Linked DNA regions of Homo sapiens: region 2 is linked to region 1. Evidence: read pairs that join two places in POLR2A ChIA-PET (ENCODE). Cell type or tissue: PC-3. All regions are shown on one strand. Each heading gives the region's core, and the rest is flanking DNA. Links, peaks and the distances in the headings are about the cores only.

Evidence for each region. Peaks named below come from ENCODE experiments on the same cell type or tissue, not always from the same donor. Only the 100,000 strongest peaks of a DNase experiment are listed, where the experiment ranks them.
Region 2: POLR2A ChIA-PET joins it to region 1 with 5 read pairs; 14 of 35 experiments call an interaction of 5 or more read pairs at or near these places.

What each region holds. Positions count from the first base shown.
Region 1 is chr9:5,618,631-5,624,368 of GRCh38, reverse strand. The region is part of intron 1 of INCR1 (interferon stimulated noncoding RNA 1); the gene reads left to right. Among named protein-coding and RNA genes, the nearest start is that of RIC1, 7.6 kb to the left of the region's middle. In PC-3, for the core only: no CTCF peak of the experiment used is centred there; DNase peaks (open chromatin) are centred at 2,208 and 2,808; H3K27ac peaks cover 2,751 bases.
Region 2 is chr9:5,467,447-5,472,160 of GRCh38, reverse strand. CD274 (CD274 molecule) reads right to left here. Exons shown (of 7, transcript NM_014143.4): 7 at 1,607-4,321. The coding sequence ends at 4,299. The region is part of intron 2 of INCR1 (interferon stimulated noncoding RNA 1); the gene reads left to right. Among named protein-coding and RNA genes, the nearest start is that of CD274, 19 kb to the right of the region's middle. In PC-3, for the core only: no CTCF peak of the experiment used is centred there; no DNase peak of the experiment used is centred there.

The DNA.
Region 1 (5,738 bases), core at 755-4,754:
GGATTACTTGAGCCTAAGACTTCGAGACCAGCCTGAGCAATATAGCAAGACCCCATTTCTTTAAAAAAAAATGTTTTAATTAGCTGGGTATGATGGTGTGCACCTGTAGTCCTAGCTACTTGGGAGGCTGAGACGGGGATCACTTGAGCCTGGGAGTTCCAGATTACAATGAGCTATCTGCGCCACTGCACTCTAGCCTGGGTGATAGAGTGAGACCCTGTCTCTAAAATGAAGCAAAAACCAGTTTTTAAAAAGCATTCCCTTAAGCCAAAGCCTAGGCCAGAGCAGTGCCCTAGCTCTCTTCAATTCTGTGAAGCCTAAGGGAGGCAAGGAAACTGCAGAAGAAACATTTGAAGCTAGCAGAGGTTGGTTCATGAGGTTTACCAAAAGAAGCTGTGTCCATAACATGAAACTGCAAGGTGAAGTAGCAAGTACTGACGTAGAAGCTACAGCAAGTTATCCAGAAGATCTAGCTAAGATCTTTGATAAAGGTGGCTACATTAAACAACAGATCTTCAGTGTAGACAAAACAGCCATCTGTTGGAATAAGATGCCATCTAGGACTTCCATAGTTAGGAAAAGTCAGTGCTTGGCTTCCAAGCTTCAAAGGACAGGCTGACTCCCTTGTTAGCGGCTAATAATGCTGGTGGCTTTTTTGGTGGAAGCCAGTGCTCATTTACCACTCCTAGAATCCTAAGGCCCTTAAGAATTATGTCAAGTCTACTCTGCCTGTGCTCTATAAATGGAACAGCAAAGCATGGATGATAGCACATCCGTTTCCAGTATGATTTATTGAATATTTTAAGCTCTTGTTGAGAACTACTACTTGGAATGAAAGAGTCATTTCAAACTTTCACTGTTCATGGATAGCACATCTAGCCATCTTAGAGTATTTATGGAGACATACAAGGAGATTAATGCTGTTTCCTTGCCTGCTAATGCAGTATCCATTCTGTAGCCCATGGACCAAGGAGTAATTTTGGCTTTTAAGTCTTATTATTTAAGGAATATATTTCATAAGGCTACAGCTGCTATGAAATGCAGCTATACATAGTGAATCTGCTATACATAGTTCAAACTTTCACTGTTCACGGACAGTGCATCTAGCCATCCTAGAATTCTGATGGAGACATACAAGGAGATTAATGCTGTTTCCTTGCCTGCTAATGCAATATCCATTCTGTAGCTGTGGACCAAGGAATAATTTTGACTTTTAAGTCTTATTATTTAAGAAATACATTTCATAAGGCTAGAGCTGCTATGAAATGCAGCTATACATAGTGGATCTGCTATACACAGTGATTCCTCTGATGGATCTGAGCAAAGTGAATCTAAAACCTTCTGGAAAGGGGCCAGGTGCGGTGGCTCACACCTGTAATCCCAGCACTTTGGGAGGCCAAGGCAGGCAGATCACAAGGTCAAGAGATCGAGACCATCCTAGCCAACATGGTGAAACCCCGTATCTACTAAAAAAATAATAATTAGCTGGGCATGGTGGCACCCGCCTGTAGTCCCAGCTACTCGGGAGGCTGAGGCAGGAGAATTGCTTGAACCTGCGAGGCGGAGGTTGCAGTGAGCCGAGATCGCGCTACTGCACTCCAGCCTGGCGACCGAGGAAGACTCCATGTCAAAAAAAAAAAAAAAACTTGGAACAGTCACTACAGCCTTCAGCAACCACCACCCTGATCAGTCAGCAGCCATCAACATGGGACAAGACCCTCCAGCAGCAAAGAGATTACTATTTGCTGGAAGCTCTGAAGATCATTAGCATTTTGTTAGCAATAATATATATATTTTGAGATGGAGTCTCGCTCTGTCACCCAGGCTGGAGTACAGTGGTACAATCTCGGCTGACTGCAACCTCCGCCTCCCAGGTTCAAGCGATTCTCCTGCCTCAGCCTCCCGAGTAGCTGGGATTACAGGCGTGTGCCACCATGCCTGGCTAATTTTTGTATTTTTAGTAGAGATGGAGTTTCCCCATGTTGGCCAGGCTAGTCTTGAACTCCTGACCTCAGGTGATCTGCCCGCCTCGGCCTCCCAAAGTACTGGGATTATAGGCATGAGTCACCATGCTCGGCTGCAATAAAGTATTTTCTAAATTAAAGTATACACATTTTTTAGACAAAATACTATTACACACTTAATAGATGACAGAACAGTCTAAACATAACTTTTATAACTACTTGCAAACCAAAAAATGTGTGTGACTCATCTTATTGCAATATTCACTTTATTGGGTTGGTCTGGAACCCAGCCTGCAATATCTCTGAAGTATGCCTGGATTTCTTTCCTATGATTATTTTCTAAGGAAATAAACACTGATATTTACAGAATTTTAGCTTTAAATCTAAAGGTGTATCTAAGTGGGAATAATCTAAATGTCTCCAAAAAGACATTAATTACTGTCCTTCCTTACACCTGAGTATTTTGCAAAAATAAAAGCTTATGTTGAGGAAGAATATTTAATCACTTGGAAGTATATTCAGTATATATTAGAAAGTAATGAAAACAGATTAAATACAGTATGTAAAATATAATCTCATGTTTATAAAAAAATTACATATGTGCCTAATAAAAAATGGGGAAAATGCAATTATAGGTACTTTTTATGTTCTTCCTTGGGATTTTGGATTTGCCAAATTGTCTGTAATGAGTTCATGTTACTTTTGTGATAAGAATAAAGTTATTTTAAAAAGTTAAATTGCTTATGATTAGTAATGTCCTGTTTGTTTGTTCTGCTTTAAGTAGGACCTTGCAGAACTGGCAAGTCAAAGGGAGTAGTGTAATGTGTAGCTTCTGGCTCAGTCCCAAGCCTAGTGAGAAGAAGATGAGGAGGAAGGGTACCCTGAGTCACCAGATTAAAAGTAGGCCCTGTGTACTTTCGCACGTATTCACAGGCTTGTGATGATGGAGCTGTGGCTGGATTTTGGGTCTGAGCATACTACTCTCGGTATTTGGAGACCTCCGTAAGAACCTATGATAATATCCATTGAAAATGGTACTGCTTTCATTTATGACTTTAATATATTTTTAATATTCAACCTGATTACACTTTTATCGTATAAACTGTTGTATTTGCTTCCTGGGTGGCTTTTTTTTCTGAGATGAGTCTTGTTCTGTTCCCCTGCTTGGACTTCATTGGTAAGATCTCGGCTCACTGCAGCCTCCGCCTCTTGGGTTCCAGCGATTCTCCTGCCTCAGCCTCCTGCGTAGCTGGGATTACAGGCATATGCTACCACGCCCAGCTAATTTTTGTGTTTTTAGTAGAAATGGGGGTTTCACCATGTTGGCCAGGCTGGTCTTGAACTCCTGACCTCAGGTGATCAACCCACCTAGGCCTCCCAAAGTGCTAGGATTACAGGCGTGAGCCACCTTGCCTGGACTGGGATAGCCTCTTGATTTCATTTGTCCCTTCTGAAAGTAAGTAATATCTCAGCTGAATTGATATGATGTCTGGGTTTTGCTTCAAAATAATCTGGGGGTGAGTGAAATATATATGAAACAAAATTGGCCATGAGTTGTTTTTCTTTGAAGCTGAGTGATGAGTATAGTCCTGTACCATATAATGATGTTTCAGTCAGTGACAGCCTGCATTTAGAATGGTGGTCCCATGAGGTTATAATGCAGCTGAAAAATTCCTATCACCTGGTGACATGATACTGTCATACTGCCATAACACAATGTATTACTCATGTGTTTGTGTTGATGCCTATGTAAACAAACCTATTGCACTGCCAGTTAAATACGAGTATAACACAATTATATATAGTATATGATACTTAATAACAAATGACTATGTCACTAGTTTATGTATTTACTATGCTATTTTTCTTTATTTTAAAGGGTACGCTTTCTACTTAAAAAATAAACTTAACCGTAAAACAACTTTAGGCAGGTCCTTCAGGGAGGTATTCCAAAAGAAGGCATTGTTACAGGATATGACACCTCTATGTGTGTTATTGCCTCTCAGCAACTTTCAGTGGGAGGCCCATGTGGTGGCTCATACCTGTAATCCCTGCCCTTTCGGAGGCCAAGGTGGGAGGATCCCTTGAGGCAGGAGTTCAAGACCAGCCTGGGCAAGGTAGCAAGACCCTGTCTCTACGAATCAATTTTTTAAAAAACTAGTCAGGCATGGTGACACATGCCTGTAGTCCTAGCTACTTGGAAGATTGAGGCAGGAGTATCACTTGATCCCAGGAGTTCCAGGTTGCAGTGAGCTTTAGTCACGCCACTGCACTCCAGTGTGTGTGACAGAGTGAGACCCTGTCAAAAAAAAAAAAAAAACTTAACAGTGGAACAAGATGTGGAGGTGTAAGACACTAATATTAATGACCTGACCCCGTGTAATCCTAGGCTTACGTAGTTGTGTCTTAGTTTTTAACAAAAATGTTTTAAAAGTTTTTAAAAATTAAATTTTTTAACAATAGGCCGGGCGTGGTAGCTCATGGCTGTAATCCCAGCATTTTGGGAGGCCAAGGTGGGCGGATCACTTGAGGCCAGGAGTTCGAGACCAGCCTGGCCAACATAGCGAAACCCTATCTCTACAAAAAATTTAAAAAATACAAAAATTAGCCGGGTGTGGTGGTGTGCACCTGTAATCCCAGCTACTCAGGAGGCTGAGGCACGAGAATCTCTTGAACCTGGGAGGTAGAGGTTGTAATGAGCTGGATCCCACCACTACACTACAGCCTAGGCGACAGAGTGAGACTGTGTCTGAGAAAAAATAAAAATAAAAATGGGCCACGCTTGGTGGCTCACGCCTGTAATCCCAGCACTTTGGGAGGCTGAGGCAGGTGGATCACGAGGTCAGGAGTTTGAGACCAGCCTGGCCAACATGGTGAAACCCTGTCTCTACTAAAAATACAAAAATTAGCCAGGCGTGGTGGTGGGCGCCTGTAATCCCAGCTACTTGGGAGGCTGAGGCAGGAGAATTGCTTGAACCCAGGAGGCGGAGGTTGTGGTGAGCCGAGATAGCGCCATTGCACTCCAGCCTGGGCAACACAGCGAGACTCCAACTCAAATAAATAATAAAATAAAAATGGATAAGAGCTTATAGAATAAGAATATAAAGAAAGAAAATAGTTTTTATACAGTTGCACAACATATTTGTGTTTTAAGCTGTTATTACAAGAGTTTAAAAGTTTAAAAAACTAAAGTTTATAAAGTAAAAAATTACAGTAAGCAAAGGTTAATTTATTATTGAAGAAAGAAAAATTTGTAAATAAATTTATTGCCTAAGTGTACAGTGTTTATAAAGTCTACAGTGGTGTATAGGAATGTTCTGGGCCTTCATATTCACTCACCACTCATCCAGTGACACCCAGAGCAACTTCCAGTCCTGCAAGCTCCATTCATAGTAAGTGCCTTGTATGGGTGTATCATTTTTTTTTAAATCTTTTATACCGTATTTTTACTGTAACTTTTCTGTGTTTAGATATGCAAATACTTATTGTGTTATAATTGCCTATAGTATTCAGTACAGTAACATGCTGTACAGGTATGTAACCTAGCAGCAATATGTTATATTGTCTAGGTATGTAGCAGACTACAACATCTAGTTTGGTGTAGACTCTTTGTTCACAGGGTGACAAAATTGTCTAACAATGCATTTCTCAGAACATATCCTTGTCATTAGGCAGTGTGTGACTGTACTTGGGAGTTCACTGTGTTATCTGCTCCACTTTGGTATGTGGTTGACATTTTAAATAATATTAATAAAAAATGTAAACATTTAAATT
Region 2 (4,714 bases), core at 715-4,714, 150 kb after region 1:
ATGCAGCCATAGAAAAGGATGAGTTCATGTCCTTTGTAGGGACGTGGATGAAGCTGGAAACCATTCTCAGCAAACTATTGCAAGGACAAAAAACCAAACACCGCATGTTCTCACTCATAGGTGGGAAATGAACAATGAGAACACTTGGACACAGGATGGGGAACATCACACACCGGGGCCTGTCGTGGGGTACGGGGAGGAGGGAGGGATAGTATTAGGAGATGTACCTAATGTAAATGACGAGTTAATGGGTGCAGCACACCAACATGGCACATGTATACATATGTAACAAACCTACATTTTGTGCACATGTACCCTAGAACTTAAAGTATAATAATAAAAAAAAGTCAATTATATGTCAATTAAAAATAAAACTTAAAAAATATATTAGGCCTACTTGTGGCAGACAGGCACACACTTGTAAAAGGGACTAGAACAAAAGTTTAATGAAAGCTTATGAACCATTTTCATATTAACTTTTCTATAATACAGACCCCTCAAGTGTCACAAAATTTCCATACCACCAAGGCAAGCCAGGAAGACTAGTTCTCCATATCCTTTCCTGATTAGGAAGGCCAGATATCTTGATGTCTAGCACACATTTTTATTGCTTTGACTGCCCAAGGGCTAGCATAAATAGTGCATCATCATTACTACTGAAAACATCCAGAGGCCAGGCACCGTGGCTCACACCTGTAATCCCAGCCCTTTGGGAGGCTGAGATGGGTGGATCACCTGAGGTCAGGAGTTCGAGATCAGCCTGGCCAACATTGTGAAACCCTGTCTCTACTAAAAGTACAAAAATTAGCCAGGAGTGGTGGCAGGTGCCTGTAATCCCAGCTACTCGAGGGGCTGAGGCAGGAGAATCAGTTGAACCTGGAGGCGGAGGTTGCAGTGAGCTGAGATAGTGCCATTGCACTCCAGCCTGGGTGACAAGAGCAAAACTCTGTCTCAAAAACAAACAAACAAAAGCATCTAGAGTCAAACACATATTCTTAGAAATAGCCATTATAATCCTTTAAGAGTATCTGATTCAAATAAGTGATAGTCTTTTAAAATGGAATTTCATGACTAAAATCTCACCGGATGACACATTAAAAGGTCTATACTTCCTTGAATGATAAGTTTTGTCATGCTTGTTTAAAACCACAGATCTATGGTCCTAACCATTGCTAGCCCTTAATCCTCAACTTGGCTTAGTTCTAGTTTCCTCGCTTTATTTTCAAAACTTGAAGACTGCAATACATCTATCTTCCTACACACTGGATTGCATACCCGTTTACAGATCTGGGAAAAGTACTTTCTTAGAGGTAAGTCCCTTTGTTTCCCTATAGTTCTATTGGGTTCCACTCCTTCTCTCCCACCCTCTCTCCCTTAGATCTTCAATGTAGATGACAGGATTTTGACTCTTCTTGGTATGGTCCTAAAGGAAGCTGCCGAATGAGAGAGAATGAAAATTTTCAATACATTCTTTTTTAAAATAAAATCTTTTGATACTTTTTTCATTGTGCAGGATTCAAAAGCATGCTGTATAAAAACATGCTGTATAAGCAATGAAAAAAGAACTAGGAACAAGGCTGCAAATATTCCAAGTAACTTTCTCCACTGGGATGTTAAACTGAACATTTTATTAAACACAAAATAAACAAGAAAATGGACATGCTGGTGTACCAAGTAACAAAATAAATAAGAATATTTTATTAAATTAATGCAGGTACAAAAAGTGACAATCAAATGCAGAATTAGGTATCATCTCTGCCTATGCCATTTACGATGAAACATGAGACAAAAGGGATAAAGTGCCTTACAAATCCAACACCACAAGGAGGAGTTAGGACTTAGGAATAGACTGAGTAGACTATGTGCCTTGCTCAGCCACAATTCTTGCCTGTAATTCACACAAAGAACACTGTCACACCAATTACTGTACAAATGCACATGTACAAACAGATAACACAAGGAGCTCTGTTGGAGACACTGTTTCTTCAGCCTTGACATGTGGCAAAGCCAAGGTACTCCTTGTCATTGACACCAGAATATGGCCAAGAGGGAAAGGAAACTCTGGGATCTCCCAGGGCATCTGAATCTCGAAACCTCCAGGAAGCCTCTTAGGAGGGCTGTGTAGTGATGACAGCTGGTGGCATTCAAGGGTTCAAGCACAACGAATGAGGCTTTTCTGGCACAGGGTAGCTAGCAGTCAAGGTACACTGCCGGAATTTCCAGAAAGAAAATGTGATTTTGCAAGTACAGCATCAAAGTGAAGTTTATACTTGACAGAAAGCAGAAAACAAAAGTTCCAGACATGATTCTGTCATACAGAGTTAATAATAAGATTGCTTTTTAGGACTAGATTGACTCAGTGCACCCTGGAGAGCCCATGGGTCTCCTTTTGAGCAAACATAAACAAATCCAAACTCTGTCCTAGAGCAAATACTTAACAAATGGTGGTTGTCTAAATGTATATGTAGGACATATTTAACATATACTGGATCATATGAAAGATAATGAAAAGCTATGGGAAAGATAACTTAGAAACAAAGAAGGCATGGATCCTCAGCCCTGGGAACTTCAAATTCATTCCATCTGCTATATAAGAAACACTAAAATAAATAAAAATAGCAAAGTACACAGCAGACATACAATGTGTTACTATTTAGGAAAAAAATTTTAAAAATACGTGCTTTTAACATACATTTCCAAATGTAGACTATCTTTAGAAGAACATATGAATGAAAGGCAGTAGCAGTTGCTTCTGGAAAGGAAACTTGAATGGCTTGGAGGATGAAGTGGAGATTTTCCAACCATCTCCCATGGGATCTTTTGAATTTTGAATCATGGAAAGGTATGAATTTAAAATTTAGTGGCATTTAAATAGAAAAGACAGAACTGTTAAACAATACCAGACACTATATAAACAAGCATTAGATTATATGGCAAAGGCAAATCAGGAATAAATATAATGCTAGAAAAGGAATTCCAGTGTTATTTTTCAGGGTTATTTTAAGTACCGACCTCTCTTTGTAAATGAAAATTACTCTGATTATTAAGATGTTTAAGTATATCCAACCGTCCCAGACCACATTGGCCTATTTCCTCCTCTTGGCAACACTGCTCGGGTTTTCCCCTCGCATCATCCTTATGCTATGACACTGGACTAAATTGTAATAATACATTTTCTTGTTAATCTCCTCATTATACTATGAGCTCCTTGAGGACAGGTACTTTGTCTTGCTCACATCTGTAGATTCAATGCCTGGCACAGCGATTGATATTGCAAGGGCACTTAATAAATGGTTTTTGAATAAAAGAATTGCTTAAAGTAAAATATAGCTGTAAATTGTATTATAAAAGGACAGTGGGTGGCAGTCTGAGGTCTGCTATTTACTGGTTTGGGCAAGTTACTTAATCTGTTTGCTTCCTCAGCTGTACGATGGGTAAAATAATAGTGGTTATCACAACAGGGTGGTTACAGCGATGAAATGAGATTATGTGTGTAGGCTACCACATAATTGTAAAGCTGATATTTAAATGGAACAGATACTGCACAGACACTTGAGGTCTGAGAATAAGATTAGGTCAACCAGAGTATTAATGGGTTAAATAAAGGTGACATCCTATGCAACCAACGGTTTGATCTTTATGCTTCCAATGTATACTTGTAGTTATAGAGGAGACCAAGCACCTTACAAATACTCCATGTTTTACTAGATGTGAGCAAATCATTAAGCAGCAAGTTTAGTTTGGCGACAAAATTGTAACATCTACTACAATATATCTTCAAAAGAAATCATTCACAACCACACTCACATGACAAGAAGACCTCACAGACTCAAAATAAATAGGAAAAACTCATACATAAATACTGTCCCGTTCCAACACTGAGACTCTCAGTCATGCAGAAAACAAATTGAGGCATTGAGTGGAGGCAAAGGGCACTTCTGCAGGAACTGACCCTCAAATTAGGGATTCTCAACCCGTCTTCCTAGGATGAGCAATGGATGATTTGCTTGGAGGCTCCTTGTTCAGAAGTATCCTTTCTCCCTGTCACAGGCGTCGATGAGCCCCTCAGGCATTTGAAAGTATCAAGGTCTCCCTCCAGGCTCCCTGTTTGACTCCATCTTTCTTCATTCTCCTCCTCTGCTTTCGCCAGGTTCCATTTTCAGTGCTTGGGCCTTTTAAGTCCCACATTGCCTGCATCCCACGGGCCCATTCCTTCCTCTTGTCACGCTCAGCCCCGATGAACCCCTAAACCACAGGTTGAGAATCCCTGCTTGAAGATCAGAAGTTCCAATGCTGGATTACGTCTCCTCCAAATGTGTATCTGGAGAGTGATAATAGTATATTAATTTCATGGGAAGTGGTCTGGGGAAAAAGTAACAAGAAATCTAATAAAAAACATAACTCATAGTTGCTGATATGATAAATGATAAATTTGAAATGAGAGAAAGCAGCAGGTTATATTTGTACCCAATTATCCTTACATGATATCCTGGAAAACCCCTCAGTCCTGAGCAAATTGGGATGGCTTGTCCCCCAGCATGACCCAAACAACATTTGCTACTTAGCTTTACAACACAGATGATGCTATGGGCCACAGAATGAAACTTGCCTGAGCTTGTCCAGGTTAATTAGACTGCTTTAAACTTGGGCTCATTGTTAAGTTTGGTTTCTAACTACATTAAAAAAATTAGAAACCTTAATATAACTTTCTTCT